Regions from separate parts of the Homo sapiens genome. Here region 2 is linked to region 1. Evidence: chromatin contacts called from ENCODE POLR2A ChIA-PET data. All regions are on one chromosome and are shown on one strand. The core of a region is the stretch at or near the end of the contact, and the rest is flanking DNA. Distances in the headings are between cores, read along the strand shown.

Region 1 (2,700 bases), core at 80-2,579:
TTTGTATTTTTTTAGTAGAGACTGGGTTTCACCATGTTGGCCAGGCTGGTCTTGAACTCCTGACCTCAAATGATCTGCCTGCCTGGGCCTCCTAAAGTGCTGACATTACAGGCCTGAGCCACCATGCCTAGCCTTAATATACTTTTAAAAGCAGTACCAGCTGGGCTTGGTGGCTCACACCTGTAACCCCAGCACTTTGGGAGGCCCAAGCGGTGGATCACGGGAGGTCGGGAGTTCGAGACCAGCCTGATCAACATGGAGAAACCCCATCTCCACTAAAAATACAAAATTTGCCAGGCATGGTGGCGCATGTCTGTAATCCCAGCTACTCGGGAAGCTGAGGCAGGAGAATCGCTTGAACACAGGAGGTGGAGGTCGCCTTGAGCCGAGATTGCACCATTGCACTCCAGCCTGGGCAACGAGCAAAACTCCATCTCAAAAAAAAAAAAAAAGCACCTGATAGCTTTTTTTTTTTTCTTTTTGAAACGGAGTCTTGCTCTGTCGCTCAGGCTGGAGTGCAGTGGCACGATCTCTGCTCACTGCAAGCTCCGCCTCCTGGGTTCACTCCATTCTCCTGCCTCAGCCTCCCCAGTAGCTGGGACTACAGGCACCTGCCACCATGCCCGGCTAATTTTTTTTTTTTATTTTTTAGTAGAGGTGGGGTTTCACTGTGTTGGCCAGGATGGTCTCAATCTCCTGACCTCGTGATCCACCCACCTCGGCCTCCCAAAGTGCTGGGATTACAGGCGTGAGCCACCGTGCCCAGCCTTTTTTTTTTTTTGAGACAGTCTCGCTCTGCTTGCTCTGTCACCCAGGCTGGAGTGCAGTGGGGCCATCTCGGCTCACTGCAACCTCTGCCTCCCAGGTTCAAGCAATTCTTGTGGCTCAGCCTCCTGAGTAGCTGGGACTACAGTCACGCACCACCATGCCTGGCTAATTTTTGTATTTTTAGTAGAGACGGGGTTTCACCATGTTAGCCAGGCTGGTTTCGAACTCCTGATCTCAAGTGATCTGCCCACCTCGGCCTCCCAAAGTGCTGGGATTACAGGCATGAGCCACCACGCCCAGGCCTGAGAGCAATAATTTAAGCCTACTCTTAGAATAACCCTGTATGGCAGATGCACCTGAATGTGTGTTCCCAACTAGGGAATCTGGGAGTGACCAACTAGAGCTTAGTTCCTTACCTATAATAAACATCTTAGCCCCTAGTCTGTCACATGGAACACGGGACATACAGGAGATTGAGGCCCTGAGTTTTGGGGCAAATGAAGTTTGCTAGGTGGAGGTCATTATGGAGAGAGTATTATTAAGTGAATATGCTATATACGCTGCATGATGTTTGCAGGCGGTTGCGGTTTTCCTGCCCAGCCCACTGGCACTGGGCCATGCGGATATGTTTTCCTGTTATCCAGCCGTCACCAGTGGACCATTTCTTTCTTTTTTTTTTTTTTTTTTGAGACAGAGTCTCACTCTGTCGCCCAGGCTGAAGTGCAGTGGCGCGATCTTGGCTCGCTGCAACCTCCTTCCCTCGGGTTCAAGCGATTCTCCTGCCTCAGCCTCACGAGTAGCTGGGATTATAGGCACCTGCCACGGCACCCAGCTAACTTTTGTATTTTTAATAGAGACGGGGTTTCACCATCTTGGCCAGGCTAGTCTTGAACTCCTGACGTCGTGATCCACCTGCCTCGGCCTCCCAAAGTGCTGGGATTACGGGTGTGAGCCACCACGTCTGGCCACCACTGGACCATTTCTGTACGTAAGGTGGTTCTCCTTTCCAGCCCACTGCCACTGGGCTCTTTTCTCTGTATGTAAGCCCCTAATATAAGGTTGGAGATAAAGTATTCACGGTTTTTGTCATTTAAAGTAATAAAACCTCACATTTCATTTGCTGGCTCTAGGTCTCTTCTTCAGCCTCTTGAACCTGGTTCCTTCCCTTGTTGACGTTAATAGGGTTTCAGCACAACACTTGGGTACTGATTAAAGTAAGAATGGGGGTGAAAACTGTCACCCTGTGATGTCCCTGGGAAGTTCCCTGAGGCTTTTGATGCCGGAGCAGAGATCTTCAGTAATTTTCTTCACTACTTTATCCCTAGGGCCTGGCACAGGGCCTAATGATAATGGCACAGGTACTCAATAAATGAATAAATAATGCTGAGCTCATAGATTTATAGAAAATACTTGTCGGATTGAATTTTGATTATATCTCTTCCTTAGTTCATCAAAGCCCATCTTTGACAAAAGAAGTCATTTGGTTTCTTGGTATAGGCAAGAATTCTTTCATACAATTTTTTCTTCTTTATCTTCTAGAGCAATAGATCCCAGCCTGGAACCAAAACATGTGAACCAGTCTCTTCTTTTGCCAAGTGGTAGGAGATTTTTTTAAAAAAACATGATCATGATTTCATTAAAGAGGGGAACTTTTTTTTTCACATTCAGAAACTAGAAAAGACAATCTTTTTTTTTTTTTTTTTTTTTTTAATTGATCATTCTTGGGTGTTTCTCGCAGAGGGGGATTTGGCAGGGTCACAGGACAATTAGTGGAGGGAAGGTCAGCAGATAAACAAGTGAACAAAGGTCTCTGGTTTTCCTAGGCAGAGGACCCTGCGGCCTTCCGCAGTGTTTGTGTCCCTGGGTACTTGAGATTAGGGAGTGGTGATGACTCTTAATGAGCATGCTGCCTTCAAGCATCTGTTTAACAAA
Region 2 (2,700 bases), core at 13-2,512, 56 kb after region 1:
ATGGCTGACCACTGCCTGCCCGCATTCAGCCAGGCTGAGGTTCTCTTGGGCCTTCCCCAGACAACCTGTCTCCTTTTCTGGCCTTTGCTTCCCTTCAGAGACTCTTCCCACGGCCCTGCATTCCCCACCACCACACCGGCTGAGCCGAGCTGTCTTTCCCAGTGTCCCAGTGCCCACCCCCACCCCTATGGCAAGGACAGGCTCTCACACCAGGGGTGCACCATAAGCATCGTCACCCCTGGCCATGACTCTCCAGGACAGGTGCTCTCAGGGATGATGCCTGACCACCTGGGACCAGCTGTGCTCCCTCCTGCTCCTCCAGCCCTGGCTCCAGTCCCCTTGGCTTTACCAGGCTCTGAAGGCCTGACCTAGACTCAGGCGCCCATCTGAGGCCCACACAGCCCAGCTGTGCCTGCCCTCGCCCACCTGGAGAAAGAAGGGGCTGGCATATCTTCTTTCCCCACTCCCCTCACATCTGGAATTGGCCTTGTTAGGGGGCCCTGTGATGGGGAGAGGAGGGAGGGAAGCCTGGCTAGGTCTCAGAGCTCTCTCAGCTGAGAAGTGGGGATGATTGTCCCCCCAGTCTATGGAGTGTGGGGCTGCTGTGGACAATGGGATCTGGGCCTCTGCTGGGAGGTGTTGACCTCAATGCCTCTCTCCCTGCCTGACTTCAGTGCTCTCTGTATCCTGATGGAGACTTTCTGACAGCGCAGGGGGTGGGTTGTGGGGTCCTGCTGCCTGTAGAGCTGTGTGTGAGCTCCTCAATGGCCCAAGGGTACACAGGGGTCTCTGACTGTACCCTTCCTCTTAGACCTTGTGCCAGTGGGGAGTGAGAGTGTACCAGCCCCTCCCTCTGGGCACTCCAAAATGCACCCCTTGGAGAGAGAGTACACCCCTCAAAGTTCATTTCCCATTTCCTGTGAGTCAGGTCTCAACCTGACAGGCATCCTCTCTCACCTCCCAATCACCATTTCCTTCCACCCTTTCCCCCTTTCCCCCACTTAATCAGAATCTGCCCCCACCCCCACAGAGTGACTTCCCCTCCTGGCTCCTCATTCCCCCTGCAGTGGGGAGGGGCCAACATCCCCAGCTCCCTGCCTCCCTGCAGACCCTGTCTTCTCCCCTCTGCCCTTCAGGGAGCCCTACCCCATCCTGAAGTACTCCACCTTTCTGAGTCCCCTCTCCAACCTGGGGTTCAGTGTCCCAGGGACCCCACCCCCAGCAAACTTGGCTCCTTTCAGCTCCCCTCCCTTGCGGGCAGAGGCAGGGCGTTCAAGCCCATTTAATCTTGGCAGAATGCAATTTCCTGCTTCAGGGAGCTGGCGGGTTTAGGAGGCTTAATGAGGGGGGAGGGGGAGACAGGGAAGAAGAGAGGCTGAGACGGGGCTGGGAGATGGAGATGGAGAGTCCCTGAGAGGGGTGGTTGAGGAAGTCTCGGGGATGCGTGTCTTTGGGGGTCACCCTGGGGTCCTTGGGATCACACAGGGGTCAGCTCTTCTGTGTCAGCCTCTCACTGGTAGGTCAGGGGCCCCTGGGCGAACCTCCCAGCCCCAACTCTGTGGGGTGTGAATAGGGGGAGGGGAAGGGGCGTCAAAGTGGCTCACTGTCATCAAGAAGAGGGCCGGGGGTAATGAGATACGTGCCTGTGTGCACGGACAGGCAGGGGGACATGCACCTCTACGGCCAAGGGGGTGAGAGGTGCAGGTCCCAGTGCGAAGGCTGGGGAGGGGTCCTGGGGAAAATGTGCAGCTGGAGGTGCTGGGTGGACTGGACACTTTGGGTGGGTCCCACGGCAGGACAGAGGGTGTAGCTGTAACTGGCAGCCCCAAGCCCCCCAGGTGGTAGAATGGGCAGCCAGGCTGGAATTTCAGCCCCAAATGGGATGCTTATCTGTATGCTGCCACCAAGGAGGCAGAGACGATAAAGGACAAAGGGGCCTCTGGGCTGCTGGAAGCCCCACACCTGGTGGGGGCGGGGTAGCCAAGAGCCCTGCCTAACACCTGGAGCACAGACAGCTCCTGGGGGAGATTGGAGCCCCTGCCTACAACCCACCTGACCCCCTGACGGCACCCCTACCGCTCTATCCCCCAAACTGGCTCAGCAGATCTGTTCCCAGAGAAGCCCTTAGAGGAGCCGCAGCCCATCGGGGCAGGGAATCCCCAGGCAGGGCTTGGGGGAGGGTTAGGGATGGCCCAGGACCATCCCTGAGCCCACTCCTCCTTCTAGGAGTGCTCATTCATGGGGGCCTGGGAGAAAGGCTGGTGAGGACCCTGGGAGGCTGAAGCCCTCAGCTCCTTGGTACCTTGGGCACAGCCTTCTCCCTCAGTATCTGGGCCTCAGTATCTTATGAATTAGGGCACTAGGGCAGGGACTCTGAGGAGTAAACCCTGCCCCCTTGGAAGCAGACAGGCCCTGCCCCTGTACAAGGACCCTCCATGGGTGTGCTTGGATGGCAGCCAGGAGTGCAGAGGAGGATGCTGGGAAACTGGGGAGGGCAGAAGGTATGAGAGGGACCTGGCCTATGGCCTCGTGCCCTCGTAGAAGCCTCAAGGCGCACCCGTTTGCCACCCCTCCTGAAAGCAGCTTGTCCTACAGATGGGTTGTCCCATCCCTCGGGGAAGGATGGGTCTCATTCGACCAACAGAGTCCTCACAGAGGCAGCAAAGGCCCCCCAGGCTGGCAGTCTCCAGCAGTGCCCAG

The links. ChIA-PET counts read pairs that join two places held with the same protein, here RNA polymerase II (POLR2A).
Region 2: POLR2A ChIA-PET joins it to region 1 with 12 read pairs in IMR-90. The contact joins two enhancer-like sites. POLR2A ChIA-PET finds 5 or more read pairs at or near these places in 11 of 52 experiments (CD4-positive, alpha-beta memory T cell, GM12878, H1 and 7 more).

The regions. Positions count from the first base shown.
Region 1 is chr3:50,081,187-50,083,886 of GRCh38, forward strand. No RefSeq gene overlaps it. Among named protein-coding and RNA genes, the nearest start is that of RBM5, 6.4 kb to the right of the region's middle. RefSeq lists enhancers at 1,039-1,539, 2,377-2,700. Within about 2 kb of position 1,330, at least 2 of the 41 ENCODE cell types and tissues checked have a DNase peak (open chromatin) inside an H3K27ac peak, as active enhancers do.
Region 2 is chr3:50,137,476-50,140,175 of GRCh38, forward strand. All of the region lies in intron 1 of SEMA3F-AS1 (SEMA3F antisense RNA 1), which reads right to left. Among named protein-coding and RNA genes, the nearest start is that of SEMA3F, 16 kb to the right of the region's middle. Within about 2 kb of position 1,263, at least 3 of the 41 ENCODE cell types and tissues checked have a DNase peak (open chromatin) inside an H3K27ac peak, as active enhancers do.